Linked DNA regions of Homo sapiens: regions 1, 2, 4, 5, 6 and 7 are each linked to region 3. A link is a loop called in an ENCODE intact Hi-C map of the cell type or tissue named here. Cell type or tissue: PC-3. All regions are shown on one strand. Region 1 has its middle 11 kb from the start of MAP4K5. Region 2 overlaps NIN (ninein). Region 3 overlaps ATL1 (atlastin GTPase 1). Region 4 overlaps NIN (ninein). Region 5 has its middle 46 kb from the start of SAV1. Region 6 overlaps NIN (ninein). Region 7 overlaps SAV1 (salvador family WW domain containing protein 1).

Evidence for each region. Hi-C counts contacts between places; a loop is a spot of excess contacts. Peaks named below come from ENCODE experiments on the same cell type or tissue, not always from the same donor. Only the 100,000 strongest peaks of a DNase experiment are listed, where the experiment ranks them.
Region 1: a loop joins it to region 3, with 4 times the contacts of the local background. A loop is called at or near these places in 5 of 110 quality-filtered maps.
Region 2: it touches region 3 in a loop (5-fold over the local background); 87 of 110 quality-filtered maps call a loop at or near these places.
Region 4: it touches region 3 in a loop (8-fold over the local background); 51 of 110 quality-filtered maps call a loop at or near these places.
Region 5: a loop joins it to region 3, with 2.4 times the contacts of the local background. A loop is called at or near these places in 52 of 110 quality-filtered maps.
Region 6: a loop joins it to region 3, with 8 times the contacts of the local background. A loop is called at or near these places in 89 of 110 quality-filtered maps.
Region 7: it touches region 3 in a loop (2.6-fold over the local background); 11 of 110 quality-filtered maps call a loop at or near these places.

The regions. Positions count from the first base shown.
Region 1 is chr14:50,541,143-50,545,142 of GRCh38, forward strand. It overlaps a transcript of MAP4K5 not described here and a transcript of ATL1 not described here. Among named protein-coding and RNA genes, the nearest start is that of MAP4K5, 11 kb to the left of the region's middle. In PC-3, a CTCF peak has its summit at 1,913 (motif pointing right); a DNase peak (open chromatin) is centred at 1,979.
Region 2 is chr14:50,761,796-50,765,795 of GRCh38, forward strand. NIN (ninein) reads right to left here. Exons shown (of 31, transcript NM_020921.4): 15 at 2,031-2,169; 16 at 1-116. Among named protein-coding and RNA genes, the nearest start is that of NIN, 67 kb to the right of the region's middle. In PC-3, no CTCF peak of the experiment used is centred here; DNase peaks (open chromatin) are centred at 866 and 1,766; H3K4me3 peaks cover 1,356 bases; H3K27ac peaks cover 2,610 bases.
Region 3 is chr14:50,597,970-50,601,969 of GRCh38, forward strand. The region is part of intron 6 of ATL1 (atlastin GTPase 1); the gene reads left to right. Among named protein-coding and RNA genes, the nearest start is that of ATL1, 40 kb to the left of the region's middle. In PC-3, a CTCF peak has its summit at 2,176 (motif pointing right); DNase peaks (open chromatin) are centred at 2,292 and 3,592; H3K4me3 peaks cover 988 bases; H3K27ac peaks cover 1,502 bases.
Region 4 is chr14:50,725,132-50,729,131 of GRCh38, forward strand. It overlaps NIN (ninein), which reads right to left. Exons shown (of 31, transcript NM_020921.4): 30 at 822-935. Among named protein-coding and RNA genes, the nearest start is that of SAV1, 59 kb to the left of the region's middle. In PC-3, no CTCF peak of the experiment used is centred here; a DNase peak (open chromatin) is centred at 1,790; H3K27ac peaks cover 1,643 bases.
Region 5 is chr14:50,712,361-50,716,360 of GRCh38, forward strand. No RefSeq gene overlaps it. Among named protein-coding and RNA genes, the nearest start is that of SAV1, 46 kb to the left of the region's middle. In PC-3, a CTCF peak has its summit at 2,299 (motif pointing left); a DNase peak (open chromatin) is centred at 2,291.
Region 6 is chr14:50,772,016-50,776,015 of GRCh38, forward strand. NIN (ninein) reads right to left here. Exons shown (of 31, transcript NM_020921.4): 8 at 934-1,080; 9 at 286-453. Among named protein-coding and RNA genes, the nearest start is that of NIN, 57 kb to the right of the region's middle. In PC-3, a CTCF peak has its summit at 1,819 (motif pointing left); DNase peaks (open chromatin) are centred at 1,826 and 3,496; H3K4me3 peaks cover 788 bases; H3K27ac peaks cover 1,619 bases.
Region 7 is chr14:50,649,495-50,653,494 of GRCh38, forward strand. All of the region lies in intron 2 of SAV1 (salvador family WW domain containing protein 1), which reads right to left. Among named protein-coding and RNA genes, the nearest start is that of SAV1, 17 kb to the right of the region's middle. In PC-3, no CTCF peak of the experiment used is centred here; a DNase peak (open chromatin) is centred at 1,627; H3K4me3 peaks cover 355 bases; H3K27ac peaks cover 1,671 bases.

The sequences.
Region 1 (4,000 bases), 57 kb before region 3:
GCAGTTTGCTTTCACATGATTGCAACAGCACTGTCATTGTACTACCTCAGGGATATTTAAAGACTTCTGTTCTATGATAGAGTATCATTCCAGAGGGACCTTTGTTTCCTTGATATCCAGTAGAATATCATGGTAGTCTTTTATCTTGATAACATTATGCAAATTGCACCTTGTGAGCAGGAAGTAGCAACCACCCTACATACTTTAAAAAATACCACTAATACCAGAGAACGAGAGATAAACCCAGTTCAGGAACCTGACACATTAGTGACATTTCTAACAAGGAAGTAGTGCTCTACCTTGTATCATCCACCTTAAAGATGCACAGTGTTTGTTTGGCCTGTTTGTATTTTGAGACAATGTACTGCATTTGCTACTCTTTGACCCATGTAACCTGTATGACTGCCACCTTGTTCATATCACTTGGAACTACATAATGTACTACAGAGAAGGCTATGATGCAAGCTGCCCTGACACTTAGGCTTTAGGATTCAGCAGACCCAATGGTAAACAGGAAACTGTATGGAGTCTCTTGCAACCCCAGTAGGAGAATCCCAATGCAGACCCCTAGGATTTTGGTATAAGAATATGCTGTTGGCCAGGCGCGGTGGCTCACGCCTGTAATCCCAGCATTTAGGGAGGCCGAGGCAGGAGGATCACGAGGTCAGGAGATTGAGATCACGGTGAAACCCCATCTCTCTAAAAATACAAAAAATTAGCTGGGTGCGGTGGCGAGTGCCTGTAGTCCCAGCTACTTGGGAAGCTGAGGCAGGAGAATGGCATGAACCCAGGAGGCAGAGCTTGTAGTGAGCCGAGATCGCGCCACTGCACTCCAGCCTGGGCGACAGAGCGAGATTCCGTCTCAAAAAAAAAAAAAAAAAAAAAAAAAAAAAAAAAAAAAAAAAAGAATATGCTGTTATCTGCTGACAGCTATTGTCTGTTTGAAAGGCAACTCTTGATTTACTTCTAGGTCTTAGTAGAGGCTAGACTCCTGACCACAGGATACTAAGTAACTATGTGACATTAACTGCTCTTTAGAAATTGGGAGTTACCCTGCATGTTCTCACTCATAAGTGAGAGTTGAACAATGAGAACACGTGGACACAGGGAGGGGAACATCACACACCGGGGGCCTGTGGTGTCGGGGGGAGGGGGTTGGGGGCAAGGGGAGAGAGAGCACTAGGACAAATACCTAATGCATACGGGACTTAAAACCTAAATGACAGGTTGATAGGTGCAGCAAACTACCATGGCATATGTATACCTGTGTAACAAACCTGCACATTCTGTACAGGTATCCCAGAACTTAAAGTAAAATTAAAAAAATAAAAGAAAATAAAAGAAATTGGATGTTACCTAATTTACTGGATCGTAAGTTGAACATGGGCAGCAGAATTCCGTTGTCAAATGGAAGAGTATACACTGAGGTGGCCTGAGATGATCTGGAAGACACAAGTAAATCATATGGAACAAATGTCCATTGGACCTGCCCTTACTTCTTTGCCACCTGTTTTTTTTTCAACCCATTATCTATAGGCTCATAGCCATTTAGCAGGGGAAGAAAAAGTTTAGGCTTGGTTTATTAATGGTCTGCATAATATGCTAGCACCAACTTGAAGCAGAGAGCCACAGAATTCTGTGCCCACACCATAATGGGGTGGCCCTGAAAGATAGGAGGAGAAATTCTCCCAGTGGATATAACTTTGAACAATACATCTGGTTGTCCTCTTTTTTAGGAAGAAGAGCTGATCTGAGGTATGGATCTGTACTGATTCATGCACAGTAGCTAATAGGTTGGTCAATTACTTGGAAGGAAGAAGATTTGAGATAAGGAAGTCAGTGGGAGAAGTATTATGGATGGATTCTTAAAATTGCCCAGAATGTGAAAATAACTGTGAACTACAATACTGCCCAGCAGAGGGCATCCATCTCGATAGTTATACAAGAAGATCTGTTCTCCAGGTGTCAATCAGCCTCTTTACACAGTCACTCTAGTGCTTGCTCAGTGTGCCTACGTGACAATAGGAATGTAAGCTAACATTAGATTCAACAATGTAGACTTCTACTTGCCAAGGATAATTCAGTTACTGCCACTATGGAGTGATTAATCTGCTTATAGCAGAGGCCATTGCAGAGATCCCAGTATGATACTGTTCCCTTGACAGATAAGTCAACCATCTGGTGGCAGTTTAATTTCACTAGATTCCTTTCATTATAGAGGGAAGAGTGACCTGTCATCATGGGAATAGATACATATTCTAGGTAGAGGTTTACCTTCCCTGCTTGGAAAGCTTCTATTAGTGCCACAATTCATGGGCTTATGGAATGCCTTGTTTTATCACCATGTATCACAAATATCTTTGAGCAAGAAAGTAATTTTATTATGAGAGAAGTGTGGCAGCAGAGTCATGCCCATGGAATTAACTGATCTTACCCATCACTCAGGAACAGCTAGTTTGATAGGATAGAGGAAAGTATGCAGAAGGATCAATCGTGGTGCTGGCTGAGAGAAAACCCCTGTAAGGATGTAGTATAGGACTCAACCCAGTCACCATTATATGTTGTCATCTACTCAATATTCAGAATGCATGGGCCTGTGAACCAAGAGGCAGAGGTAGGAGTGGCTCTTCTATTATTCCTAATAACTCTCTTGAAAGTTTTTTTCTCTACAACTTTGTCTCTATTATATTGTCCCTATAGGATTGGACTTGGTGAGTTTGGAGGCCCTAGTGCCCAAGGGATTGATACTTTCCCCAGATGACATGGTCACAATTCTATTTAACGGGAAGCTGAAACTGCCATCTGGCTATTTTGGAGTCTTCAGATCACTAAATCAACAGTTAGAGAAGGGGGTCATTGTACTGGTTGGGGTGATTGATTCTAACTACCATGGGGAAATTGGTTATTGCTCCGCAAAGGAAACAAGGAAGACTATGTCTGGAATCCCAGGTATTCACTAGGGTGTCTCTTAGTATTCACATCTCTAATATTACTGGACAGTGGGAAACTGAAGCAACCCAATGAAGATGAGAGCACTAAGGACTTGGATCCTCTGAGACTAAGGTTGGGTGACCCCACCAGATGAGGTATGAGTTAAGGGTTATGGGAAAGTGGAAGCCATGATGATCACTTTGGCCCTTGGGCCCAATAACTACCCTCTTTTCTCTGTCCTTACTATCAGAACCACAATTTTGTTGACCTCTTCCAAGTGGCTATGTCCATCAGGGGAGACTGAGACACTCCCCCGTCTTAGGGAATAAATCTTGATTGGTCTAGCCTCATTTTTCTTATTAAAGGAATGGTTTAGGCTTGGACAATTCTGGACAATGACACAGGAGGAAAAGTCTGCTGGAGTGCTTCTAGGAAGGTTTTCCTTGCTATTAACAGGGTACACAAGACACAGACATGACTTATTCTGTCTCTAGGCATGGATGTCTGCTTCTGATGTGACTAGAATGGCAACTGCCATTTTGAAAACATAAGAGGAGCCAGCATTAGAAAATAAGGTGGCTGGGCGATGGTGGCTCACACTTGTAATCTCAGAGCTTTGGGAGGCTGAGGTGGGAGGATTGCTTGAGCTCGGGAGTTTGAGACCAGCCTGGGGAACATAGTGAGAACTCATCTCTACTGAAAGTTGGGAAAAAATTAGCCAGGCATGGTGGCATGACGCTATAAATGCAGCTACTCAGAAGGCTGAAGCAGGAGGATTGCATGAGCCTGGGAGATGGATGCTGCAATGAGCTATGATTGTACCACTGCACTCCAGCCTGAGTGACAGAGTGAGACCCACTCTCAAAAAAAAAAAAAAAAAAAAAAAAAAGAAGCCAACTATAATGTAACAGGTCCCTCACCAGATTACTGAAGGGTGTGTGTCCACTGCTTGAACTCGGAAGGCCAGGCTGTGAGCCAAGGCCATGATGTCCAGCCAAGGAACAGGTGTTTCTGAGAACCCAAACATCATGGAGAGTATCTGGGAACCTACTAAGAAAAACAGTCTCAT
Region 2 (4,000 bases), 160 kb after region 3:
TTCGAGCTCCAGTCTGAGGCAACATATGTCCCTGTGATGTTGTTCTTTCATCTGTTCAATGACCAGCTCTGCCTCAATGCTCATATTCAATGGATTGCATTCTTCAGAACCGAGCCCTGAAAACACATGGGACTCATTGATCCTGCAGCAGGTTCTTTCAATAACACAGTGTGGCATCTGAGGAGGGACATCCAGTTTAACTAAGGAATGATTTTCAGCCTGAATTACCAGAGATGTGAACTAATAGGAAATAACAGAGGCCAAGAGAAGTCTTTTCTCTTTTCAAGCGTTAGGGCAAACAAGAAGAAATGAAGGTGAACAGATTCTTTCATGTACAGGCAGTGGAAAAAACCTTAATAGAATCCATCTCTTAGAATAGTAGGTGGTGGGGCGGCGGGGGTGGAAATTGTTGCTTATAGGTAGCTACCTCCTAATGCAAATGCTGCAAATTGAGGTAATAGCATGAGGTAGTTTGGTCAAACCAACCAGACTCCTACCCATCCAACAAATACTGAATGACGATGTGGCAGGAAAATGAACGGCCAGCATACTTGCTGCGATGCCCTGAGGAGTTAGCTTCATGGGTCACACTATCAACAACCCATCACTCAGCATTACAGAAGACTGCCTATTTCCTATGAATTTCCTAGAGTGTGGGTAGATCCCCATTTTATCTTATCAGCTATTATTGGCTAAAATTATCATATTTTAGCTATTATCAGCATAATTTTAGCATATTATCAGCTAAAATTTTAAAAAACAGGGCATAGGTTAGGAACCAGGATACAGGCAGTTGTGGGTAGAAATTCTTAACTCATGCATGAGCTCATCTCTGCAACTGCCCACGACGATGACTGAGAATGACACTGAAAATGTGAAGCATAAGTTGGGGGCTGAGCTTGTACACAGAAGAAAAGATTATGACTAATCTCTTAAGGCAGTGGGACCCAAAATAGCTTTGCATGTGGGGATACACAGGCAGATGGAAGAAAGGAACTTTTCTTGGGTATATGTCTAGCAGCTGCAACTGGCAGTCTTGCTTTGGGTCTTCTCTTCATATTTGATGGCATATTCCCAAATGAGAAGTAACACCCAGGGTGTGAGCCACACCACGATGGTACAGCTTCTTGTCCTCATGAGGAACAACCCCAACACTTGGCCATCTATGGAAAAGTCCATAACAGCTGCCGAGATATATCATATTATGAGATCCTCAGACTGGAATGAGCTAAGAATCAGAGGGGAGGTCTTAAGGCCTCTTTGTCTCCTCCTTCCCCAATCTGTTAATTATTCTGCAGTAAGAGGAGGAATAAACAACCTGTGTAAGAACGACACTCCTATCCCCAATAGCACTGGGGAAAGTTATTTATAACAGAATAACTGATTATGAGCTGTCTCTGAAATTTAAACTCAACACCCCCGAGAAAAGAGGTAGGCTATCAGGAGAGAGGAAAGGAGCTCATAGTTAATGCAGGAGGCTCCCAAACTCTGCCTTCCAAACTTGCCACTCAAAATCTTCCTCAAAGGCCAGGAGGCCAGCCCTTATTTATCTTCTTTGTTCTGCTGAGGCAATACAGACATTCAGCACAGCCCGTATAAGAAAACCAGCTATGGATTCTGTAGTATCTGGCTGGCCTGCTCTCCAAAACCATCTTCATATGAGTTACACACTCTCTTCGAAGAGGACAGCAATAGCTCAGTGTCTGAATTCTAACACTCCCAAGGCCTGGATTCCCAGATTTGCAGCCAGTTTTTTGTTTGTTTTGTTAACAAAGCAAATACCCTTGTGGTTTGATTCTTCCATTCCTTTGTTGACGCATATCAAAATCAGATGGAAATGTTCTCATAAAAACTTCAAGGACAAATGAAAAACGAGACCACAAGTGAAACAGCTCAAGAAAAGAGTATGGCCAAATTCTTTTTTTTTTTTTTCTTTTTTCAAGTTGCCAAAGCTTTGCAATTTTATATTGAACCACGTTTCTAAAAACAAGAGTAAAGGCTTTATCTACAGCCTGTCCGAATGTGTTTACCGTGTTCGGGCTCAATGCCACCGCTGTTAGCCTCAACTTCTTCTGACGGTGAGTTCTTCAACGGAAGCCTGAGCACTCTGCCTTGTGCACGATATTCTTCCAGCTCAGACTGGAGTTCATCTACTTGGTCTTGTAGTACCTGGGATTTAAAAACCAACACTGGTCTTAGATGTGACACCAAAAGCATAAGCAACAACAACAACAAAAAAGATAAATTGGATATCATCAAAACAAAATCTTTTGTGCTTCAAAGGACACTATCAAGAAAGTAGAAATGTTTTGCAAATTAAGTATCTGATAAGGGACTTGTAACTAGAATATATAAAGACTATTATAGCTCAATAATAAGACAATTTTAAAAATGGGCAAATGATCTGAATTGATATTTCTCTAATGATGATATACAGATGACTAATACATACATGTAAAAGATATTCAATATCATTACCTATCAGGGAAATACAAATCAAAGCCACAATAAGATACCATTTCACACTTACTAGGGTGGCTAGAATCAAAAAGACATACAATAACGACTGTTGGTGAAGAAGTGGAGCAATTGGAACTATCATACTAGTGGGAATATAAAACAGTGCAACCACTTTGCAAGAAGTTTAGCAGTTCCTAAAACGGTTAAACATAGGGTTACCATACAACCTAGCAATTCTACTCCTAGATATATGCCCATACAAAAACGTGCGCACAAATTTTCATAGCTGCGTTACTCATAATAGCCAAAATCCCCCAAATGTCCCTTAACCGGTGAATTAATAAACAAAATGTGGTATATCTACGCAATGGAATATTATTCAAGAAATGAAGAACTGATACACGCTACAACATGGATGAACTTTAAAAACATTATGTTAAATGAAGGAAGCCGGTCTCAAGGGCTAATATTGTAAGATTCCATTTATATGAAATGTATAGAATATGCAAATCTGTAGAGACACAAAGTACACTAATAATTGCCTAGAGCTAGGGGGCTTGGGAGAGATTATGGCTAAGTGGAGAAGGGGTTTCTTCCTGGGGTGATGAAAATGTTCTAAAATTGAATGCGGTGATGTTTGCACAATTCTGTCAATACAATAAAAGACTGAATTTATACCTTCAATGGGTAAAACATATAGTGTATAAAGCTGTTAAGAAAACAAGTGGATGAGGCTGGGTGGGCAGATCACCTGAGGTCAGGAGTTCAAGACCAGCCTGGCCAACATGGTGAAACCCTGTCTCTACTTAAAAAAAAAAAAAAAAAAAAAAAAAAAAATTAGGCGTTTGGCAGACACCTGCAATCCCAGCTACTCGGGAGGCTGAGGCAGGAGAACTGCTTGAACCCAGGAGGTGGAGGTTGCAGTGAGCTGCGATCACACCACCGTACTCCAGCCTGGGTGACAGAGCTAGATTCCGTCTTAAAAAAAGTAAGAAAGAAAACAAGTGGATGAACTGGGGGAATTTCTGAAGGTAGAGCTGACAGCTTTTACTGATGAATTCATTAAATGTAAAGACATTTAGAAAATACCTCTATTTAATTAGAACCAAGAGCTAAAATTTAATTATAAAAGCAGTAGAAATGTTTTCTTAACCATGTATGTATATTTCCTGAAAAGGAGGGCTGCAAGTAACTTCATAATATGATTGTTTTACTCATCTCTGCACAATTAAACTTTTTATCTAAGTAGCTGGAACTCAGTTATATTTGTCTCATTAAAATAAACACGTGTTTCTGGTTTAAGAAAAAAATTCAAATTCCTAACTTTAGGGGAATTTTTTTAAAATCAAAGATTCTTGTTACTTGTAAAAATGTTTCCATCTCTCCTGGCCGAAATTGGGAATGATTTACTAGCTAAGACTTGAGTGGTTTTCTGTTTCATTTGCATTTTATAAATAAATGGAGTAAAAAATGTATTCAGAAAAAAAAAAACCCACAGGACAAAACCAAATCACGTCAGATTAGATCTGCAATGATCAAT
Region 3 (4,000 bases):
CAGGCGTGAGCCACCGCACCCGGCCAATAGCGTTTCTTAAAACCAGCAATTACAGCTAGCAAATATAAGTTTTAAAATATATATACCATTCACAATAGCAAAACAAAACAAAAATCTTTAGTAATTAGCCACCAAAATATAAAGACCTTTCTGGAGAAAAATTCAAAGGTCTATTAAAGACCATAGAGAAAAAATTGTATAAACCAAAGAGATATAATATGATCACAGATGGTATGATTTAATGTTGTGGAGAATTTCATTCTCAACAAATTAGTCAAACTCAGTGCAATTATAATTGAAATTACAATAGGATTTTTGTATATTTTCTACAACTCATATGGAAGAATTAAGTCTTGTTTTGATTTAAGAGTCAGGTTATTTTATTTTTATTTTTATTTTTTTTTGAGACGGAGTCTTGCTCTTGTTGTCCGGGATGGAATGCATGCAATGTCATGATCTCGGCTCACTACAACCTCTGCCTCCCGGGTTCAAGCGATTCTCCTGCTTCAGCCTCCCAAGTAGCTGGGATTACAGGTGCCCGCCATCATGCCCAGCTAATTTTGTTGTGCTTTTAGTAGAGATGGGGTTTCACCATGTTAGCCAGGATGGTCTCGAACTCCTGACCTCAGGTTATCTGCCCGCCTCGGCCTCCGAAAGTGCTGGGATTACAGGTGTGAGCCACTGTGCCCGGCCTTAAGTCAGTTTTTAAGAAGACGATCTGAATTAGAGGGCTCAATACACACTAAAAAGCCATAGCAATGAAAATGGTGAGGTCCTACACAGATACAAGAGCAAAGCTCAGTGGAACTAAACAGTTTAAATACACTCATATATATATGGGAGCCTGGTAGTCAATAGAGGTGGCATCATAAACTGGTGGGAAATAAATGGGTTAATAGTTGGGTTTGGAAAAACAAGTTCACTATTTGAAGAAAGAGCTGGATTTTTACTAAATACTGTAATAGAAGTAATCTCCAGATGGATCAAAGAACTAAATATGCAAGTTAAAACTATAAAGCTAATAGAAGAAAGTGCTGGAGAATATTTTTCTGAACTGAGGTGAAGAAACATTTATTAGACCCTCTAAAATAAACCATGTAGTAAAAAATTGATGCATATTACTACATCAAAATTAAGTATTTGTATTTATCAAATGACTTTATAATCAAAATGAACAGATTGGTAGAAGACATTGACAATGTCAAAGTCAACAAAAGATTACTAAGCAGAACATACAGGAAACTTTTGCAAGTAACCAAAACCTGGTTCCCAATCAGAAAACAGGCAAAGAATATTAATAGACAAGTCACAGAAAGGAAACCTGAATGGCTAATACATTTTTGAAGGGATGTCAAGTCTCACTGATAATTAGATAAATATTAAAACAACAATGAAATACCACTTTACACTCATTAAATAGGCAAAAAGTAGAACATGGAGATAATACCAATGAAAGCTAGGATTTGGGAAAATGGGAACACTCAGGCCCTATTGTTGAAAGTGCAGATTGGAGCAGCCATTCCATGGAGCAGAGGAAATATATAAGGATATTTATTGATAGAGTAATAGTAGCAGGAATTTGGAGACAACTTAGGTGTCCATCACTAGCAGAACAGATACATAAAAATATGGGGAAAAGCATACTCTGGAATACTTTGCAACATCTAAAGGCAATGAACCAAAAGTGCATAGAGTAGCATGAATAGAGTGTTAAAATTTGTACAGAAGTAAGCAGAAAAAAGTGTGAGATTTATAACATGATACTATTTATGCATATTATAATATATATTAAAGTGAATGTGGGTGGGAATGAATAGTTGAGGAATGGGAGTGAGGATCTGGGAAAAATATGATGAAGTAAAGTAGCATGGAGAGATGATGTATGCTGTGATGAAGGGGTATGAATTCTCCTGAGGGCTCAGGAACCTGGTGTGGGGAGGAGGTGAGGTAGAATAAAACCAGCCTTGCTTGCAGTCTTCTATATGATTTACAATATGTACTAGACTCTGTTGTCTTTTTTTTTTTTTATCATTTGTTAGGTTGATCGTTGAAGTGCTATATGGTAATTAGGCTATTGTTTTGATTTTCTTCTCTAACTTGTTACTCAGAACCACTGGCAAACCAGAGTAGGGAACTCCATTGTAAATTACAGAAAGGGACTTTAGGTCTTACCAGCAGATGTCACTGCTCCTTACATTTTGCCAGAAACATTAAAACTGGAAAAGACCAATCAATGCTCCAATAAAACAGATGAGAGATAAAGATTGATAGAGTTGCGGCTTTTGGTTAAAAAAAAAAAAAAGAGTTGAAAACAAACAATGAAAAAAACTTTAAGAGATTACCCTAGTTAGTAAACTGTTGACATTATGAAATGTCAGTGACAAGAAAAAAGTTTTCGCTGACTGAGTCAACAATGACTCCTAAACATGTTTGGACTTGTAACTCTTAACTACCTGAAATTGAAATGCGAAGCTCATTAAGTAGTAAAGGTGGCATCCAAAGTTATTTTATAGTATTTTAGATTAAAGCAACCAAATCCAAAACAAAAAATACATTATAAAATCAAAAGATAAAATGCAAATACATTCAAATTTCAAAACATATATGAGTTAAATAATTCAAATTTCAGTTAGAAAAAGCATAGCAAAAAATTGCAAAGTAAAATAACTTCTAAATGAAATTTCGATTTAGCAATCTTTTTTAGCAGGTCACTTCTATCCTCTTCTCTCTGATAAGTTAACAGCTTTATTCATTTGGGTAAAAGTGTGGGGAAATTTTAAACATTGCCTGAGAAAGTAAGGTGAGGGATAATGAAATTTTAAAAATAATTTTATATTAAAATTAAACTAAGGCCAGGTGTGGTGGCTCATGCCTGCAATTCCAGTACTTTGGGAGGAGGAGGCAGGAAAATTGCTTGGAGACCAGAAGTTTGAGATGAGCCTGAGCAACATAGTGAGACTCTATCTCTACAAAAAGTGAAAGAAAAAAAATCCACAAAGAACTACAGCGCCTGTAGTCCCAGCTATTTGGAGCGGGGCTGAAGTGGGAGGATCACTTGAGCCCTGGCGTTTGAGGCTGCAGTGAGCTATGATTGCACCGCTGCACTCCAGCCTGGGCAACAGAGTGAGACCGTATCTCAAAAAATAAATAAATAGACAAAATTAATTTAAACAAATTTAAAATAGAAGAATTCTTAACTCTGAAATACAGTACAATTATGAATAATAAACAGACCTATAATAAACAACAAATATGAAGACAATTAGCTGGGAAAATGAATAGCTGAATTAACATATTAACTTGATTCTTTAAAAAAACAATTTATATCAAGCTGTAATCAAGCAAACAAAAATATGTTCGTGTATTTAAAAACCATGGTTTAAAAGAGAGAATTAAAAGCTAAATGAATTCAGTTTAAAAGCAATATTGAAGTGCAAGTGTAACCAGTGGTGTGCTGGCAAAATGTTTAAAACTGGTTGGGGAGGAGGGAGGAGGTGAGCCTGATATATATTATTTGCTAATTTTTATGGTGTAAATACTTTTACCATGGCCAATTTCAAGCTACCATGACGTCAACCAACTTGCAAAAATTCCTCAAAATTTAACAACTGTTTTTTGCAACCTCTAATGAGCCAGCTCTAAACTATGTAGCACGCCCAGGAAGTATAATTCACATTAAGACATAGTATAGAGTTCTCTAAGTGACATTAGTTATTTTCTCACCTGTTTTGCTCACTATGAGCATTTGAATTTAAAGTATAAAAATCTGGCAGGAGCTACTTTATTAACATATCTATCTATAAAATAACTAGGTTCTTTATATTAGCTTCTTTACCTTAGGACTTCCAGTTTTTGTTGAGAATGACAATATTTTTCCATTAATTTAAACATGGCTGTATGTAATAACTGTGCAAGTTTTATTTGAGTAATAACACCCAGTTTGCTCTAAGAACCTAGTGAAAATGTCTTGTCACGTGCGATAGATTTGTGTCTATATTGG
Region 4 (4,000 bases), 130 kb after region 3:
AAACAGGACAACCAAAAGTTGCTGTCTACAGCTGAATTCAGACCCTCTCTTGGGGTTGTTATTCTTAGCTTTTAAGTATCTAAAGAACTAGGTTGGGCATTTTCTGCCCCCCACCCCACATGTTCATCTCAGTTTCCAGAGAGGCTATAACACTCTCCCAGAGGGTAGTACTTTCTGCTTGTCTCTTCAGTGGATGCGCAACTAATTTCTAAACACCAAGGCCACATCTGCCACCAGCAGGTGAAAAGGAGCAGGCTGTTTAAGTGGTCCTGGAATCTGGGGTCTAGATTCTAACTCAAAGTACATCTTTTTGGAGTCTAGCTGTAGCAATAAGATACTTGTTGAGGTTTTCATAAGCTGTTGGGAACAGGAAAGCTAAAGTTCCATTTATTATCCCCCTATTTTTTTAACCAATATCATTTTTCAATTTAAATAGGAATATTTCCTGTCTTGGGCAGAGAAAAATCTGTTGATTCACAGGGACCTAAAGCATGTGAATGGACATGCTTTAGGTCTATGTGAATCAATAGATTTTTTTTGATCTTTAAAATCTTAGGTCCATGTAAATCATGTTAGCAAAGATTTACACTTTTAAATTGTGGACAAACATGCCTTAAACAGAGCTTTGGAAAAAATACAGAGTTCGTATTTTTTGGGGTGATATGAGGGATAGCAAATCCTAAGTTCTTACAGACATTTATAATAGAATTTGCCTTTATTAGACAACATAAGTTAACGAGTTAATGGCAATAAAGGGATGTAAAACTGGAGTTAAAGCTGGAATGTGAGGTGGGTGAACAGAGATGACCGGGTAGGCTCACTTGTTCTTTGAGCTGATTCACTTTCTCTTGAAGAAGCCTTTTCACTAGTTTCAGTTTCTGTTCAACTTCTATCATTCGTTCCTCCATGACAGTTACCAGTTGTTCCTGGTTTCCCTGAAGGGAAGAAAAGTATATTATTCGAAAATCATGTCACACTGAAAACACTGGTTTATTTTCCCCACAAGATGCCTAGAGAAAGGACAGCAAATGTTTTGCCTTTGTAACAGGAAGGATGGATTTCTCATGAAATGAGAGTTTTGAGCCCTGCATGGATTGCATATGTCAGAAAAGTAACCCTATCAGATAAAGGATCAGACTGAAAAATCAAAAGAATCTTACCTGTGTTACCATCATCCCCCTGATATAAAGCAAAATTCTGAAAACCCATAATTTAATACCTGTGAGTACCTCTAGTAAAATGGACATCCAAGGTAACTTGGAAGATCGCTATCAACCTCCCATCTGTGATCTGGGTCTCTGCAATGTTATGGGCCTCTCAACAACAAAACAAGCACTGAATATATTCAGGGTTTCCTAACATAACCAATCAGCTTGCAATATGCATGTCTGTTTTTCCTTTGAAGTGGCTGATGACTGTGAGGGTGGTAAGTTTCTTTCTTCATAATAGCCTCTTCCTGCCAATTTTTCTAGTCATCTGTTTCCCACTTGTAAATGTGAAGCACACATCTGGATTGGAGGATGGGTTTACTATCAGAGCAGATTGAAAATGAAAAATCTCCTGTTCTCACACAACGGTGATGGGTTAAGGAGTAAGTGAGTTTTGGAGAGGAGAGAGACCTAGAGAGATTAGAATGCAATTGACTTATTAGAATGCAACCCCCATCCCTCTGCAGTCCACCAAAATGTCCCCATAAGGAATTTCAGATTTCATAAAGGTATTAACAGCTGATGGTAGTTAAGATATACTTTAAAAGACATGCAGAATGACTAAACATGAGTCAAAGGCTACCATCTGTTTAGATACTAAGTAGTAACACTTAATCATAAAAGAAACCCTAAATCATGTAGTAACTATCCGGAGGATAAAAATTGTAATAGGCAAAGGTCTAATGCAGGAAGTAAGTTACAAAAAATTGGGCCTGGAGGACATCTAGCTTTTAAAAAGGCCTATATTTAAAAAAAAATAATAGCTTTTTAAAGTTCAAACATAAATACAAAATGATGTCTATTTGCCCAACAAAGCAAAACAAAAAAAAAGATAATTCAAAGAACATAGAGTTGGCAAAAGAGTGGAAAAACAGGAAAAACAAAGGCAGTCATATACTTAAAATTTATTTTATTGTTTCATCAAAAATTTCCTGTCAAAAAGATTTGTACATCTTATACAAAACAGTATAAATACCCCTGGTTTTCTTCAAATTCCATATATAAAAGTAGTACCTTTGGTTAAAAATAGTTACAACATATGGAATGAGAAAATATATAGACTACATCCTTTCAAGAATCTTAAATCCACACTCTTTAAAGGGTATAAATAAAATGATTTGTAACAAGCTGATGTTTGTGAATTTGATTCACAAGATCTGTCATTTCTACATAAATAAATAAGAGACATAATACTGCAAAGGTTTAACAGTAAAAATAATAAAATAATTTAAAAGAGCACTTAATTCCAACATATCTTAGCTTATGTCTCTGTGTGTGGTGTGTGTGCATGGGTGGGTGTGTGCATCTGTCTGCCATGGTAAGAAATGCCATCAATAGCAGCCCAGTTTTCACAGGTGCCCAATCCTTCTGTAGGAATCTGCGTGCACTGCTCGCTGCTCCGGTAGCAAGGCCTAGAGAAAGAAGGCAAGTAGTACACTTCACCCTCATGTCAGGATGAGTTTTTAGGGGGAGTCTAAATTCACACATCTACAATGCAAACAATTTTTAAAAGCACACACATTAACACTACATAGGCAAGCAAAGCAACACAAAATGCAGAAGAGATCACATCACTCCACACACAGAAACGTGCAGATTTAACAATATTCTGCATTCTTAAAATTAGTGTCAGCTCAGCAGCGGGAAATGGGAGAGCCTGCAGTAGCATTCTGGTGAGAGTAATAAGCCGTCCACTCTGTCATCTGGTTGGAGGATTTTTTTTTTCTTTCAAAAATCTTAGTTTTTGTCTAATCCTGAAGGAATTGGAGGAAAAGGATATTTTTTTTAACATTGGTGGGTGGGTTGGAAACAGCAGGCTTTGAAAATAGGGTGTAAGAGAGCAATGAGAAGAATCTTGGCGGATCATTTGGTTAGAAGGTCCACTAAAAACTGAGATCAAAGTTTTGTAGTTCAATTATATACTGGAGAGTTAAAGCATCTAACACTCTACCATCACAATTTAAGAACTTTAATACTGGGAAGTTGAAGAGGTATGTATAAAGCTTCCAAAAACAGATTTTAAAGCTCATAAAACAAAAACCTTCTAAAGTTTATTAGAAATACAGCATAGGTACATATGTAGAGGGAAAAGTTTATTAGAACTGACAAGTGGTAGGAGTACTTCGTAATTAAACATAGATGGATAGTAGAAGAAACAGAACTGTTCCTATGTAGAGTTCCAGAGCTAATGTGACTGCAAAGCCACTTTGAGGGGATTCAAATAAGAGATAGGAAATTCCTTGTCAAGCATTAACTGAGTGGCAAGGTATCTGAACACACAAGCGCATGCAAACCAGAAAGGATTAATGTAGAATTCCACAAAGAAGGACTTTTTATTTTATTCCTAGTTCTGAATTAACTAAATAGGCAAGCTGCAAGAGTTAAACTTCTGAGAAAGGATGATGAATGAAGCATTAAAGAGAAATAACTCTGAATACTTGAAAACCTAAGTAATATAAGATTGGATGTGGTGGTGAGCTGGGATCATGCTAATGCAAACAATGAAAAGATTTTTATTTTCTTAAATAGTTTTATGAACTATGTCAACTAGAAAGATGTCACTGACTATACACTCTATTTGTTGTGAAAAGTCATCACTTGTGATTTTCATGGGATGCAGCAGGCTGCACGGCTCTGGCACAGGAAAGCTCAGTGTACTTTGTTAGTAGCGCATATCCTAGCAACATTTAAATTCTGTAATATTTTTGGCATGGGATGGGAACATCAGGCCAATTGTGCGCTGTGTTTAAGTGATCCTGATACTTCATCGTTTATTACAAATGGGCAAATCG
Region 5 (4,000 bases), 110 kb after region 3:
TCGCTCTGTTGCCCAGGCTGGACTCAGTGGCACGATCTCTGCTCACTGCAACCTCTGCCTCCCAGGTTCAAGTGATTCTCCTGCCTCAGCCTCCCAAAATAGCTGAGACTACAGGCGTGTGCCACCACACCACACTAAAAATTTTAGTATTTTTATTAGAGACGGGGCTTCACCATATTGGCCAGGCTGGTCTCAAACTCCTGACCTTGTGATCTGCCTGCCTCGGCCTCCCAAAGTGCTGGGATTACACGGGTGAGCTATTATGCCCAGCCAATAGTGAGAAACTTTCTAAAAGCTGGGCGTCATGGTGCATATCTGTAATCCCAGCTACTGGGGAGGCTGAGGCAAGAAAATCCCTTGAGCCCAGGAGTTTGAGGCTGTAGTGAGCTAACATTGTTGCGTTGCACTCCAGTCTGGGTGACTATGAAATCCTGTCTCTTTTTTTTTTTTTTTTTTTTTTTTGTAAAGTAATGGAATTGTTAAGCAATGTTGAAATCAGTGATTATGAATTTAAAGTGAGGCCAGTTGGAGCAGCTGACTGTCTTTCTCTGGCCATTTTCAGTTGCTTTGGTGTAATTGCAGAATAGGAAAAGAGTTTAGTTTAACCAGGGTTGGGAAGTTGGGATTGCCATAGGTAAATGTCATAAAGGTAGATAGGGGCAAGCAAAGTGATTGTGTTTCAGGGGAAGTGGCTCTAGTGATAGATCATGGAACATAAGCTGAGTAAAGAGATCATGAGGACATGAGGTAGATGTAAGGCTTAGTGGTGGACAGTGGAAAAGTGGTGGGATCAATGGATAGAGGAAACAAATTTTAGAAGTGAAGAAGAAGAAAGATGGATGTCCAAAGTCTTGGATGCTTGAAATAAAGACCAGAGATAGTGAAATTATTGACAAGGTAGAGTGTGGTCTCATCTTTCTCTCCACAATTCAAATATATCAAATATGAGATATTGAAAGCACTAAGAGTAGTGATAGAGGTAGTAGTGAGAAAAAGACAGTGACCCAAGTTCTAAAATCAGTGAGGGAGGTGGCCAGGAGGTAGGTAGATGACTGCAACAAGGAATGTCTAATCTGTTTCTAATTATAGCCTACTGCTTGGGATTGATCTGTTGGAAAATCAGTAGTAATGAGGCTTGAATTTGTATATTATATACAAATATATAATATGGAAATGTATATATTATACTGTAATATACAAATGTATATATTCTCTCTACATATATATTATATATCTCCCTGTCAGTGGTATCATAGCCATGAGAGGAATGGCCTGAGCAAAGCACACAGCAATCTTGGCTCATTTACAGATTGCAATGGACAATTTACCAGCCAGTGAAGTGATCACCTTGTGGGCTAAGGTGGAGAAAAGATGTCTAACTAGGGGAAGGGAGTGGAATAAAAACCCTGTAGTTAATTTTGTACTTTGTACTTCTAGAAAGTATAAAGAAGCTTAAATAATCTTTTCAAAGGAAATCTTCAAAGGTGTACTCATTTGTTGTCTACTACTTGTTTGGGGGTTCCTCTTATAGGTTCCACTGTGAATCGCTATTCCTAAGTAGATGGGAACATCTGTAGAAAACTCTTTGTGCCTATGTCCAGATCATACTGTTCTGTGGGCAAAAACCTCGTGGCTTCTTTTCTAAAGCCCCCATTTTCAGACACCTATTGGAAATCTTAGGAGCAGTAATGTCAGTTTCTTCTCCCCAATACCACATGTTTACTTCTCCAGTTATCTCTGGTCAATGAAGACAAGCGCAGTCTTATTTCAGGGTCAAAGTACAGCCAATTTAGTACTGCTTGAAAAGTGGAATCCAAGGGCTGTCACCCTGGGCATCAATATAAAAATAAAATTGCTGCATTTAATTAGCTTCCACCACTGCAGGCTACTGCTGCTGCTTTCTCTCCCCCGCAAGATTCTACCACTTTTTCTTTCCCCAGGTGGATGTATCACGTTTAAACGTGAAAATTGCCCTGTTCTCTTCAGGAAACCAACCGTAGAACTAAACTCTACCTTTCTTGGACTTCATCTTTTCTAGAATTGCATACATCTTGTATCTTCTCTAGGGTCAGGCTGGAAAATCAAGACCACTTTATCCTTCCCCGATATCCAACTAATTCTAGGTCTCAATTAGGATAAGGTTTGGCTGCATATAATAAGAAAATCCAAAATAATAGTTACTTAAACAACTAAAAGTTTATTCCTTTTTCGTAAAGTCCAGAAGGAATTGAGGCCTCACATGATAGCTAAATGAATTTGTCAGAGATCTAGGCTCTTTCCAGCTCTCTACACTGCCATCTATAGGAGGTGGCCCTCATCTTTATGGTCCAACATAGTTGCTAGATCTTCAATCATCATCTTCACTCTAGGCAGTAGGAACAAAAACAGGTGTATTCCCCCTCTTTATTTTTGGAGATGGGGTCTTGCTCTGTTGCCCAGGCAGGAGTGCAGTGTAGTAATCATAGCTACTGCAGCCTCAAACTCCTGAGCTTAAGGGATCCTCCCACCTTAGCTTCCTGAGTAGCTAGGACTGCAGGCACTGTGTCTGGCTAAATTTAAAAAAAAAAAAAATTTTTAGAGACAAGATCTCACTATACTGCCCAGGCTGGTCTCACACTCCTGGGCTTAAGTGACATTCCTGCCTCAGTCTCCCTAGTAGCTGGGACTATAGGATTATGCCATCATGCCAGCTTATCCCCTCTTTTAAGAAGTCTTCCCAGACCTCCTGCATATCAGTGGCCAAAACCTAGTCACATGGTCACATCTAGCTGCAAAAGAGGCTAGAGAATATAGTCTTATAGCTGGGTAATAACATGCATGGTCAAATTTCAGCCTTCTTTTTTTTAAGGAGGAAGGGGAGGATGGTTAACTGGAAGCAACTATTTGTCCTGCCTTTTCCTCCTACTCAATACATAGACAACATAGCAAGAGATACTGTTGCCCTTTGAGAAGCCAAACAGAGTTTAGTATGGCTAAATTCACTAATTATTACTTTATGAATTAATCAGAAGGTATTCTTAAGAATTTAAAATCTTAAGTATTCTCACCACAAAAGTGATAAGAATGTGAGGTTATATATGTTAATTAGCTCAATTTAGCTATTTCACAATGTATATGTATTTCTTTTCTTTTTCTTTTTTTTTTTTTTTGAGATGGACTCTTGCTCTGTTGCCCAGGCTGGAGTGCAGTGGTGCGATCTCGGCTCATTGCAAGCTCCGCCTCCCGGGTTCACGCCATTCTTGTGCCTCAGCCTCCTGAGTAGCTGGGACTACAGGTGCCTGCCACCATGCCCCGCTCATTTTTTTTTTTTGTATTTTTAGTAGAGATGGGGTTTCGCCATGTTAGCCAGAATGGTCTTGATCTCGTGACCTCGTGATCCGCCCGCCTCAGCCTCCCAAAGTGCTGGGATTACAGGTGTGAGCCACCGTGCCCAGCCATGTATATGTATTTCAAAACATTGCATAAGATATATATGTACAATTTTTATTTGTCGATTTAAAAAAGAATGGAGACTTGAGGACATGGGGTGTTCTTAAACAGTAGTGTGACATTCAGTCTTATTTTAGAAGAATCCTATTTGGAGGCTGTGTGGGGAGAGCAGGTTGGAGTGGGGCAACTTTAAGAGGTTCATGGTAACCTTGGCAAGTACAGATTTGATGAAATGATGGGGGCGGGGTCAGGGAAAGGCAATTCCAAATCTTGGACTTTCAGATCATTGATTTTTTTCTAATGTCTTGTGATCTTTTTCTTTTACCCACTTCACCATTATGTGAACTACCTCAGAATTGCTTATTTTAAATATCCTGCTTTTTGACCATCATTTAAGAAAAAATATTTCCAACAAATCTACTTTAGCATCTCCACTTCAAAAAAGCCTTTACTCCCAAACACTGACCCTACCAGTTTTCATACACATCAACCATCTGCCCACATCCACCTCTGGTTCTTGCTTATACCCACTGTGACTTGCATGGACACTGTTAAATTTACATGTAGTATC
Region 6 (4,000 bases), 170 kb after region 3:
AAAAACACAACAACAACAACAACAACACTATCTGGCCCTGTAAATAAACACAATTGTAAGAGTATTTCTCATGTCAATAATCTGGGGGTTAAAAACACGGAAAGTACTTAACAAAAGGCTCCTGGTTAAAAGGGCTAAAAAAAAAGTTACCTTTTATCTTTGAGACTTTGTGAACAGAAGTACCATTAAGAAGAAAGAAAATCAAATCACAGTTTCCAAAAAATAAAATTGAAAATTTTCAACCCTTCTCCAGTTTGTCATTTTTCTCAATTTTAGCTGCCACACCTTCAGGATCTCCTGGCTGTTCTCAATGCCCTCTTCCTGCCAGGTGTCCAGTATTCTCTCCACAGATGCATGGCCCATCCCATCATCCAGGCAGGAGAAGACCCGAAAGCCAATGGTACTTGTCATTGCTGATGAGGTTGTGGTACGTCGTCCACTCTCATCGAAAGACTGGAAGGAGGAAGAGACTTGAGTAAGCCTAGCTTGATTCCAGGCATTTCAACAAGATATTGGTCAGCCCTGACCACGATGGGTAGAAGGCATGTTTCTCTAATATACAGTGCCAGGAAAAAAGTCATGCAGCCTCTCTGATCTCTGTTCCCAACTGAGTCAAGCCTACGGAGCTTATCAAAACCAACTGTTTTGGTAGAGAGTTCTATGACATAGACGAGATATGTCCCTAATTAACACCAGGTTTCTTCTGACCCAGAGCTGACATGACAAGGCATAATTAGTGGTCTTTCCACTGTAATTTACGGTCATTTCTCAAACCCAACCTTTCCTTCCTAATGGTTAAGTCTTTCTAATTCTTCTTTTGCTTCCCTCTCTTTCCTTAGTATTTTGCTTCAGACAACAGATTAATTTATTAGACATTACTTAAATGGGTTCTAACTTTTATTCACAAAGAAAGCACTTCTGCTTATTTTTTACCTGCATGGAAAGGTGCCTTTTTAGTTGTCTATATGGAGTAGATGCTGATGGTGTAAGAGATTTTCCATTTTTAAACAAACCATAGAAAAAATCTTCTACACTCATTGTACCGTCAGGATCAAGATTATGGAATACTTCCTCGAGCATCTAGAAAAGAGTCATCACATATTTTAAATACTCCATTCAAGTATACAAGGCCCAAAGTATACTTCCGGCCAGTAGTAATCAGTACCATGGTTGGTCCCAGGACTCCAGAAATATAATTATGCCCCTTTATTCTCACTTTACTGGTTTCCCTTTCCAGTAATGATATGCCCTCCTCCTTCCCACAAACTAAATAAAAGTCAATTTCCAACATCTTCATAATCTTATGCAATTTAGCAATTAACTATATTCTCTTTTACTCACACTCCTACAATAGGCAGTCTTTAATGTTGTTACACATTATTCTTACAAATTTTAAAAAATACCTAAATAATATAAAGATACAAGCTTCCCAGTGTCATAACAGTAGAAAGTGGTTGGACATCTGTTACACTTTTATACTGTGGTGACCCTCAGTGATATTTTCTTTATGTTGAATTTTTGAAATTGGTAGGCTAGCACAGCAGAATTTGGTCTGGGACAGATTACAATGATCTGATTACAATTAAGATTTGGAATCTGAAATCCATAACTTGGGGTTTAGAACCTTACTTGTAACAATACTGAGTGTGTTGGCTTTTTGCTTTAATGTTTTAGCACAGGAAAAACAAAGACTTTATGTGTGTGCAATAGAAGGGTTCCAAGACATGTAAAGGCAAGGGAGTTTTGACTGGCTAGTCCGCACCCTCTGATGGTAATCAAATAGCCCCTATCCTGTAATAGGGAAGGGGAGATTGGGCTACAGCCCCATCTAGAGGCTTGCCTGGGAATGGCTGGTTCCCTAGCTCCACAGAGGAATGGGAAGGTGAATAGAGCAACGTGGATCATTGAAGCCACAGAACGAGGAGGAAAGGCAAAGCCCTCCCACTAGCAGTCAGATTCCTCTTTATTCTGGGGTTAAAATGTTTCTATAGGAACATGCCTCCAATGTACAAAATGGAAATCTCTTGGAGAGCTTGTTAAAATGAAGACTCTAATATGGTAAGTCTGGTGGTGTGGGGATTCAGATTTCGGCATTTCTAACAAGCTCCCAGTTAAGGCCCATGCCACTGAGCAGTAAGGAGACAGAATAAGCAACAAATTGCTCTTGTTGCATTTGAGCCTACAACTGGACTCATTCTAACACAGGCCTAAATTCTCTGCAACACATTCTCAAGCTTCTAATATTCCTTTTGTAAATCTGGACTACTGCTAGGATTTATACGATCTCACTATTGTTGATTTCATTCTTCATGTAAGGGCTTGAGGCAATTCTCTCATCTCAAATGCTTTTTTTTCCCCAATTCATACCCAACAGGAAACATTAGTTTCCATTCTTGCTTTCATACGACTTCCTCTGGAGGGAACTCTGAAACAAGAAAACCATTCTAAAGAGTGGAAACGTTTGCAAGAAGCAACAATTCCTAAAAGAGGATCAAATCAATGGAAAGATATTTGGGGCAAGATTCTGAGGTTGCCAAGATCCCTTAACTTTTCTATCCTGTTCTTATCAACCAAAATAATATTTTCCTGGAGGACAAGGCTTTCAGGACCTTTGTACCAGAAATTACTGTCAAGTCCAGGTGTGTTGACTGAAGTTAACAAGGTTAAAAGTTTGGCTCTAACATTAGATCCACACTGCTTGACCTTGTGACATTAGCCAAATCAGTGCACAGCTTCCAGACTGCCTAAAGACCTCGCACCTGGAAAGTCCTTCCAGTTATTTTAGATGGTGGAGTGGGCAAGTGATGAATAGAAGAGTGTGGATTCAGAAGACGGGGCCGGGGCTAGGCAGAAAACAATGCCGGTTAAATGGCCAACTGGGGCACGCTCTACACTTTGAGCAGGAGCTGTCTCTGGAACTGTGAGGACATTCTTATTCTTACATGGACCAGGTCTTTGGATAGCTGGTTTGCTGAAGTGTAAGTTGGAAAATAATCACAAACCCAAACACTCAAAGAGGCCCGGAAGATGATGTCAACGAATGAGGCAAGATGGGTTTAAGACATCAGAAAGTAGCGAGTGCTGGGAAACTGAACACAGGAGTGCATGTCCTCTCCAAAGGGGCTGGCTGCATCTTACTGCCCATAAAATGGAGCCAAATCTTTGGAGTTTTAGAAAAATCTCCTGATTTTTTTTTTCAATGTAGCAAAAAGTTCAATTTTAAAAACACTGGGCATGACAAGTAAAATAGGCTTGGGGCCAGATTCGGCATCGGGCATGCTGGTTTGCATCTCTGCCCTGTCATTGTTCTTGCTTTCGGAAAGGAGTGTGCTAGTTACAGGCATAAGACAGTGACTCTAGTTCCCCTTCATGAAAGCAGGGAACAGCCACGATTTCACTCTCTCTACCTATAAAATGAGAGGTGACTAAATCTAAAATGGCGTTCAGTTGTAAAATTTTAGGATTCCAAGTAAATGAGATCATCTTGAACTTCCAGCTCCTCTGTGGTTTAGAGCTAGTAATACTAAGTACTATAGAATTTCACTATTTTTCTTTAGCAGGAAAAACACTAAGTAAAAGTTATATTCTATGAGCAATCCTCTACTTGTCCTCAGGCCAGAGGAAAATAACTAAATGTGCTACTTCTTTTCCTGAGCTTTGGAAACCACCACAGAAGAACATGCAGCTCTCCACAAGTAGCTACAGTTTATTCCAAGAATTGGTTTTAGATAAATAATCCAAGTTTGTGCAATATTTTTTGGCAAAAACAACCCAAGGTTCTACATATTGCACTGATTTACAATTCAGGAGAATAAATTTAATTTTATGACTTAATAGTCACCAATGAAAAATAAATTACCACTGAGCCATTACAAAGGTAAACAAAGGGTATATAATGGTCAAAAATACAGGAAAGAAGGGGAAAACAACAAAAAAAATTTTCTGTAAGCTAGGCTACTTGAAAGCTTTTGAAAATAAATCAAAAGCTATTATTTGTTTA
Region 7 (4,000 bases), 52 kb after region 3:
TAAATATTTTCCTTGATTTTTGGACTTATTTTGCCTCTTTCACTCCCATATTTTACTAGTTCTGAAACGAAGGTGTTTTTTATAATCAAGAGAGTAAATCTGTTAGCCACTAGGCAGCAAATACAGATGTATTATCATTGCTGGTGCATGTTCTAACACAGTCCTAGGAAGACAGTATGTGGTTCATACTATTATTAATCCTCATTATTTGTAACAGTTGCACCCCAGACAAAATTTTAACATAAATTTGAATCCCTGTGCCTGAAAGGTACAAGGATACAGCATTTAAATGAAAAGTTAGTGTGTTAACAGAAGACTGCCAGTCAACCCAAGGCCCTAACTGCCAAATTTAGAATATCTCAGAATGGTCAAAATAAGAAAGACTGGGTGACCATTGAGGTGTGAAGGAGTACCATGCCAGAGCAAAACATCTACTAGTCAAAAGTTCCCAGCTGACTTTGAAGAGCTTTTAAAATTACAGTTGGCTGGAAACTAAGGCAAAATGAAAACATCAAGTTTACCTTTAAAGAAAGGCAAATGAAACAGACCCCAGTGACAAAAGGTAATTTAGAAGAAACTTTAAAATTAAGGTAAATGCTTCAATTCAAACTCAGATTCTAAAGAAGGATATGTAAGTGTATGGATAAATACGGGTTATTGGCATGTGGTTTAAGAAACTGTTTTTATTTAAATACAACATACAATGCATATGCATAAGGCTAGTCACTGCAGCAACATCTATAGTTGCAAAAGGCTAGAAATCAACCAAATGTCCAATAATAGCAAACTGGATGATTACACTATTACACGCACAGAACAGAGTACTATATTATATAGCTGTAAACATGAATGAAGATGATTTCTATTTATTGCCCTGGAATAATATTCGGGATGTATTATGTGAAAAAAGAGTCTGGACAGTACACCACCATATATACATATATGTAGTAGCCAGCCAGTAAGGTGAACCTGGGCCCCAATTATCCCTGTCCTCCTGGGATTCACACCCTTGTCTGTGTGACCAATAGTTTATGGCAGAAAGGATGGTGTGTGACTTCTGAGATTAGGATATAAAAGACCGTGCAGCTTCTGCCTTGGTCAAGTGTACTTGCTCTCTCATCACTCACCCTGGGGGAAACCAGATACCATATCATGAGAAGCCCATGAGTGAGGAATTGAGGCCTTCAGCCAGAACTGAAGCCTCCTGTTAACAGCCTTGTGAGTGAACTTAGAAGCGGATCTTTTGGCCGGGCGCAGTGGCTCACACCTGTAATCCCAGCACTTTGGGAGGCCAAGGTGGATGGACCACCTGATGTCAGAAGTTTGAGACCAGCCGGGCCAAGACGACAAAACCCTATCTCTACTAAAATTACAAATAATTAGCTGGGCGTGGCGGCACATGCCTGTAGTCCCAGCTACTCAGGAGGCTGAGGCAGGAGAACACTTGAACCTGGGAGATGGAGGATGCAGTGAGCCGAGAGCGCGCCACTGCACTCAAGCCTGAGCAACAGAGAGAGACTCTGTCTCCAAAAAAAAAAAAAGAAAGAAAGAAATGGATCTTTCAGCCAGAGCGAAGCTTCGGATAACTGCAGCCCCAGCTGACGTGTGTGAACTCCAACTTCATGAGAGATCCTGAGTCAGAATGACCTGGCTAAGCCGCTTCCAAAATCCTGAACCACAGAAACTGAGATAATAAATGTTTATTGTTTTATGCCAATGAGTTTGGAAGTAATGTGTTTTACAGCTACAGAAACCTAACACAATACATATGAAAGAGAATAATATGAATACATATTTTACATATATATGTAATTTGTATCTATTTTCATAAAGTGTTGCAATGAAATATGTAACAAAAATTAATAAAATTGGGTATTTACAGGGGGAGGAAGGAAATGGGGTGGAAGAGGACAGGGGTAGAATTAATTTTCTAAATGCATTCTGTTTTATCATTTTGATTTTGCAACCTTTTAAATATCCTATGTAACTTACAACAAAATTAAATCAAAATTTAGAAAAAGCAATCCCTAAAAAGTGAAAACAAAATGAAGTAAACAAATCTAAGAGTACATGAAGCAGCTAAAGCATACTTCAGAAAAATTAATTCAAAGTGAATTTTATGTATTACTTATTTATTGTTATTTATTTTTGAGACAGGGTCTCACTCTGTCACCCAGGCTGGAGTGCAGTGGCACAATTACGGCTCACTGCAGTCTCAACCTCCTGGGCTCAAGCAATCCTCCCACCTCAGCCTCCCAAGTAGGTGTGACTATGGGCATGCACCACCAAGCCTGGCTAATTTCTTTTATTATTTTTTGTAAAGACAGGGTCTCACTATGTTGCCCAGGCTGGTCTCAAAACCCTTAGACTCAAGCATTCCTCCCATCACAGCCTCCCAGTGTGCTAGGATTACAGGCATGCGCCCCTGTGCCCGGCCCAAAGAGAATAAATTGTACTTCCTCATCGGGAAATATCCTAAATTTAAAAAATAAACTACAAAGAAATCTTCTGTTTTATTCAGTAATCATATTGTCGATGATACTATTTTTAAAGCTAGTTATGCTACAGATAAAGCAAATGAATAGTTACATAATTGTCAACAGGAACCAAGATTTTCAGTATGAGAAAAAAATAAAAACCTAAGGCAAAAAGAAGGTAGTTCAATGTGAATGTACTTACTGCCAACAAACTGTACACTTAAAAATGGTTAAGATGGTAAATGTTGTTATGTGTATTTTATCACAATTAAACATTTTTTTAAAAAGCTAAAAGTAAAAACTTGGAAATCTTAAACTGCCAACAGTATGAACTCATAATGAATTTCTATTTCCAGAAAGCAACAAAACATATTTCCCAGATATGTCCATTGAAAAGGTCTACAAGCATTAATCCACCAAATAGCAATGAGTACAAGAGTGCAATCCCTGAATACTATTTCCCCATCGAAAGGAACCAGGGATCCTTAGAATGGTTGAGTACAGGACTGAGGCAGAAAATGCACAATATGAGCCTGGAACATCTAGTCACATTAGAAAGCAAAGAGAAATAAAAAGGAACCAACATTGAAAGGGCTCCTGCCACCAAAGCAGCAGCAATTTAAACATCAAAAGGAATTACCACACCAATAATTAAAACTAAGTATAAAAATCTTAAAATCAACCAGCTCATCTTGGAGAAACGGCTTCTGGGTCAGGGAAAATACATGATAATATGGAACATGAGAAAAACATCAGACTTTTGAAATTGAAAAAAAAGGCTGGGCACAGTGGCTCACGCCTATAATCCCAACACTTTGGGAGGCCAAGGCGGGTGCATCACCTGAGGTCAAGAGTTCAAGACCTGCCTGGCCAACATGGCGAAACTCCATCTCTACTGAATATACAAAAATTAGCCAGGCGTGGTGGCACGTGGCAGTGATCCCAGCTATTCAGGAGGCTGAGGCAGGAGAACTGCTTGAACCCGGGAGGTGGAGGTTGCAATGAGCCAAGATTGTGCCACTGCACTCCAGCCTGGGTGACAGAGGGAGACGTCTAAAAAAAAAGAAATTGAAAAAAAAATGAATTGAAATTGAGGTACAATCTACAAAACATTCTGTACTCCTCAAAACTGTCAAGGTCATAAAAAACAAAAGACTGAGAAACTAGCATAGATTAAATAAGACTAAAGACATACAACAATGAAATGCAATGCAGTACACTCTGGAATGAATCCTAGAACAGAAAATAAACATTAATAAAAAAATGATAAAATCCAAATAAAGCTTGGCGTTAAAAATCCATGAGTTCATGGTTACTTTTGTAGGTGGCTAGGGTATCAATTCATCATTCTGAAATAGCAAACAAAGGAAAAGATCTAGCATTCAACCCTTCTTTCCTATATGAACAGCAACCAAATAATTGATAAAGTCCTTAATTATAATATTCCAACTAATAAAGAAGAAATGACAGAATTCAAGTATCAAAATTTGCAACACTTAGACATACTTTGGAGATATTTCAGG